Regions from separate parts of the Homo sapiens genome. Here region 2 is linked to region 1. Evidence: chromatin loops called from intact Hi-C (ENCODE). Cell type or tissue: Caco-2. All regions are shown on one strand.

What was found. Peaks named below come from ENCODE experiments on the same cell type or tissue, not always from the same donor. Only the 100,000 strongest peaks of a DNase experiment are listed, where the experiment ranks them.
Region 2: a loop joins it to region 1, with 3 times the contacts of the local background. A loop is called at or near these places in 15 of 110 quality-filtered maps.

The regions. Positions count from the first base shown.
Region 1 is chr5:132,385,597-132,388,096 of GRCh38, forward strand. SLC22A5 (solute carrier family 22 member 5) reads left to right here. Exons shown (of 10, transcript NM_003060.4): 5 at 1,429-1,555. Among named protein-coding and RNA genes, the nearest start is that of MIR3936HG, 17 kb to the left of the region's middle. RefSeq lists enhancers at 22-351, 845-894, 1,035-1,244. In Caco-2, a CTCF peak has its summit at 1,156 (motif pointing right); a DNase peak (open chromatin) is centred at 1,135.
Region 2 is chr5:132,271,443-132,273,942 of GRCh38, forward strand. It overlaps PDLIM4 (PDZ and LIM domain 4), which reads left to right. Exons shown (of 7, transcript NM_003687.4): 5 at 1-24; 6 at 349-466; 7 at 583-2,012. The coding sequence ends at 787. Among named protein-coding and RNA genes, the nearest start is that of PDLIM4, 15 kb to the left of the region's middle. RefSeq lists enhancers at 674-1,175, 1,176-1,675 and a silencer at 1,470-1,559. In Caco-2, a CTCF peak has its summit at 1,465 (motif pointing right); a DNase peak (open chromatin) is centred at 1,489.

The DNA.
Region 1 (2,500 bases):
TCCCAGAGACAGGAAGCATAGATTATAAATTATTTCAGAATGTTTTCTCCACACTCAAAAGAGCCAAAACAAAACAGAATCCCATGACAGCAACAGACTTGCTCTCAGCCCTGTGCTGGGTTGCCCCAAGTGTGGGGAAAAATAGCAGTAGCTGTGAGAAGATGGGGTCCAGCATGCCCTGTAGGAAGTTCCCAAGCCTCAGGGCAGGACAGTGTAGGCCCTAGTTCTGGCTGTGTGCTGCTGAAGCCTCATGCCACAGGCACTGGCACCAAAAGCAAGAGTCCTCAGGGTAGCCACATGGAGGAAGCCAGGCTCCTTCTGCACCACCAAGGTAGAGGAGTTGAACAGGCAGAGAAGAGGCCATTCCAGACCAAGAGGGGAACACTGCAGAGGTGCTAAGGTGGGAATCACCCCTTGCAGGTGGAGAAGGTGAGATCACCAGCCCAAGTGGAGCAGAGAGCATTTCAGGGCATAGTGGGAGAGTAAGCCGCACATCATGGGGCCCAGTCATGACCGAGGGTGGGGGGCGGCTACCTGGTCCCAGCAAGGTGGAAAATAATATCCATAGAGCACTCAAGTGCCTTGATAAACATGCTAATTTTTTTCCTTTTTTTCTTTTCTTTTTCTTTTCTTTTTTTTTCTTTTTTTTTTCTCAGACAAAGTCTCTGTTGCCCAGGCTGTAGTGCAGTGGCGTGATTTCCACTTACTGCAACCTCCGCCTCCCCAGTTCAAGCGATTCTCATGTCTCAGCCTCCCGAGTAGCTGGGACTACAGGTGCCTGCCACCACACTTGGCTAATTTTTTTTGTATTTCTTTGGAGAGACGGGTTTCACTGCGTTGGCCAGGCTGGTCTGGAACTCCTAGCCTCAAATGATCCACCGGCCTTGGCCTCCTAAAGTGCTGGGATTATAGGAGTGAACCACTGCACCTGGCCAAACATGCTATTTTAGGTAGAGTATCTGACTAATCTGTTGGATAAATCAGGGGTAGGGTGAGGAGAGAAGAGAAGCTAAAAGGCCAGTGCAGAAGCTTCTGTTGGTGCCGGGGACAGGGAGGAGAGTGTAGCAGGGCCTGGGCTGACATAGACATGCACAGAAGCCAGGCTTCCGGAGCCCATCTTGCACCCATCTCCTCAGCCCAGCAGATGGCAACACTGCTCTTCAGAAATGGAGGTGGCCAGCCAGCATGGGGATGCCGTCAGGGGGTGCAGGGCTCTCCCATTTTTGTGCGGTGTGGGGTACACATAAGCTCATCCACCCCAGGTTATTGCTGCGTGTGGATCAGCTCTTTGCTTCTGGCTTGTGATCACCAAACATTCCACAAGCTCTGGTTCTGCAACCTTATTCCCACCTATGGCTGTGCTCTACCTGGTCTGTGGGTCTGCTGTTGGCAGGGAGGCCTCACTGAGATTGGACCTTGTACTGCCAGGTTCATCCCTGAGTCCCCCCGATGGCTCATCTCTCAGGGACGATTTGAAGAGGCAGAGGTGATCATCCGCAAGGCTGCCAAAGCCAATGGGATTGTTGTGCCTTCCACTATCTTTGACCCGAGTGAGGTAAGCACCATGTGGGTGTGGGTGAGAGGGACAGACTGACCGTGATTTGAGAGCAGCAGCACCCAGCCCTGAAGTCCTCCCTGCTCACAGCAGCCCAGCCCTCTCTCCGCCCAAGCCCCAACTGCCCATTCCCCCCATCCCCCCACTCCCCACCCCCACACGGGCCCTGTTAACACTCAGAAGTTGAGGAATAGGTTACAGCTGCCTCACTCTTTTCACCACGGGTTTCAGATTTTCATTTTTTACTTCCTTTCTAGGCAATCATATATTTTAACCATTACTTCTAACAATAAATACTCTTTTTGAGTAATAGGCCTTTCATAAAGTCAGCATTTGGGAAAATCATTGTTTCTTATACCTAAGGTGGCTTGTCACCTTACAAAGCTAACCCCAAACGTAAAATGTAAAGCACAAATAGATTTGGAGTTAGAAGTATTTCATCTCTTGAGTATTAGCAATTATTCATTAAAAAGAAAAAAAAAGTGTTTAGTCTCTTTCTGCCCTCCAATGGTTAATTATTGCATATCATCTTGGAGTCAGGTCCTTTTTGATGTCCACCTCTTCCCCCTACCCCACCCCTCCCGTCAGCCCTGTTCTCACACACCATGACTCATTTCTTGGCTCTACCTAGTTCCTGGTTCTTGCTTTTCCTTCCCGTTCCCTCTCCTACCATCTCTGTAGCAGGCAGTTTTCCTTGGTCTCGTGACTATGAGAGGTTAGAAGCTGTAAATGCTGCCTGGTGGGGTTCTGGAATGTGTCTGTGGTCTGACTGGAAGATGAGGGGTTGGGTGTGGGAACAGCCACAAGCAGCCCTGCTGAAGTGTGAGAGGCAGGCATGGTTGGGCTTGGAAAAGAGGGAACAGTTATTGTAGACAGCGGAGGCCAATGGCCACTGCCAGCCCTGCAGACTTCCCAGTGAGTGGTGGCCCAGCAGCCACTGTCAGC
Region 2 (2,500 bases), 110 kb before region 1:
GCATGCTAGAGGCCGGCGAGGGCGGTAAGACGCCTGCCACCTGTCCCCATCTGCCTTCCCACTCCCTGCAGTGCCCAGGTTGCCCCCTAGCGACCCCACGTCCCGCCTCGCAGTCACCTGCCCTCTTCGGTCTCTGCGGCCCGGTCCCACGCCCTTGCTACAACCTTGCTACGCCCTGGCTTCCCGATTCCCTCTCCACCCCCTGTCGCTGCCCCTCACCCCACGCCCGCCAAACCCGTTCCCCAGTCTCGGGTGCCGATGGCCCGTCTGGCGCCCAACCAAACACCCCGCAGAAATGGAGTTCTGACCTCCTCACCCCGTTCATGCCACCTACGCTCCGGGTTTCAGGGGATTGGCCCGGGCCTGGCGGCCCCCGGAACCTCAAGCCCACGGCCAGCAAGCTGGGCGCTCCGCTGAGCGGCCTGCAGGGGCTGCCCGAGTGCACGCGCTGCGGCCACGGCATCGTGTGAGTAACCGCCCCCGCTGCCCCTCCCGGACCCTAGCCTTCCAGGGCCCTGGATGCGGGCGCAGTCGTGAACCCATCAGTCACTCGACGCTGTCCTGTCTCGTTCCCCCCATCAGGGGCACCATCGTCAAGGCACGGGACAAGCTCTACCATCCCGAGTGCTTCATGTGCAGTGACTGCGGCCTGAACCTCAAGCAGCGTGGTTACTTCTTTCTGGACGAGCGGCTCTACTGTGAGAGCCACGCCAAGGCGCGCGTGAAGCCGCCCGAGGGCTACGACGTGGTGGCGGTGTACCCCAATGCCAAGGTGGAACTCGTCTGAGCTGGGACCCTGCTCCCACGCCTGCTTCTTAAGGTCCCTGCTCGGCCGGTGTAAATATGTTTCACCCTGTCCCTCTAATAAAGCTCCTCTGCTCCACCTTGAACCTGTCACCTGGCCTGCCACCCTCCTGCGCAGGCCATGCATGGCTCCCGAGTACAGTAGTATCTGCTTAGGTGCCAGGCATGTCCTAGGCTCTGGGTGCAGTAGTGAGCAGGACGGGTACCATGCTGCCCTGAAGGGGGCCACAGCCTGGGTGGAAGGCAGACCTGAATCACAACGGGCCAGCTCTAGTAATACGAAGGTGAGGTCTGGGATGCTGCGTGCGGCGCGACGACAGGAGGTATGACCTGGGTGGGGTCAGGGAAAGTCTTAGCTGAGAACTAAGAGATGAGGGAGGCACAAACTCTGCACGGGGGAACTGTGTGTGCAAAGGTGAGCTGGGGGCGAGAAAGGCCTCTGTGGCCGTCATCGGCACTAGCGGGTTGGGGGTGGTGGTGGGGTGCTGGCAGCCTCAGGAGCGATCGCTCCCCTGGAGAGGGTGATTGAGTGTGGAGATCACCGGGGCCGCCGCGGGCCGTCTGCACTTCTGTTCCAGGTTTTTCTGGCATTTTCTGTTCCAGGTTTCTTCCACCCACGAGCACTTTATTCTCCTCCGAGACCCCCTTTTCTTCCCCTTCCTCTCTCCCCCACCAGGGGGCGCGCTTAAATTTCCAGACAGAGACCAGAAGGAAGGTTTAGAAAGAAAAGAACACTTGCCCAGGGCAGCTTTGCCCTCCAAGAGGCTCCCTCCTGTCTCTAAGTCAATTCCACCCCTCCTCGAAGTCCCGGCTTCCACCCCTCTCCTCAGAGTCCCGGCGTTTACCTCGTGGTGTGTTTGCCTTGGGCCTTTCATGCCCCGGCTGCACACATCGTCTGTGAATTGTGGCTGTTCACTCCCGAGGATGTGTCCTAGACTCCGGGTCGCGTGGATCTACCCTCTAGTTTACTTGCTCGGGAGAAGAAACTGACTCGTTTTATTTAGTGCCTATTTAGCGAGCCCAGAGTAACGTACATTTGTGCTGTTTTCAATTTTGTGCTATCGCAAATCACAAAAAAACTGTTATCAATTCACATTCATCATCAGCACGAGACCCATTTCCTTGTGCTCCTGCCAGCTCAGGATATTATGTTTCTTTTTTCATTTTTGCCAGTCTGTTAAGTAAAATGTCATATGCGTTTGTTTTAATTTGCATTTCTCTGATTACCAGTGATGAACATTCAGTTTTTGAGCATTTATGGTGTGTTTGCTGGGTGCCTAGCACTAAGGGAACAGAGTGGTCCTCACTCTCAAAAGAGCAGTTCTTGTGTAAGTTACCCCAAACCCTTCATGATTTTTTTCCAAGGCTTATTTAACTTCTTCTTAATGATTGGTAGGAACTTTTCCTAATTTTGTACGAATCTTTGTTACTGGATTCTGGTCATCTGATCTATTTCCCTGTTAATGTATAATTACTACTGTGTTGGAGTTTAATAGCCAATCTCTCCTCCTTGTTGGTCATTTACAAACCTGTCAAAGCTATTCCTCTACATTTCCAGTTGTCAGAAGTTGAGACTGCATGCCTCAGGCTCTGGAAAAGCAAACCTCTGAACTGTGACCAGGTTGCCCTGAATCTAGGGACTCACTTGGGAAGAACTGGCATTAGTCTTTTCCTCCAGAGAGGACTGTGATCTGCA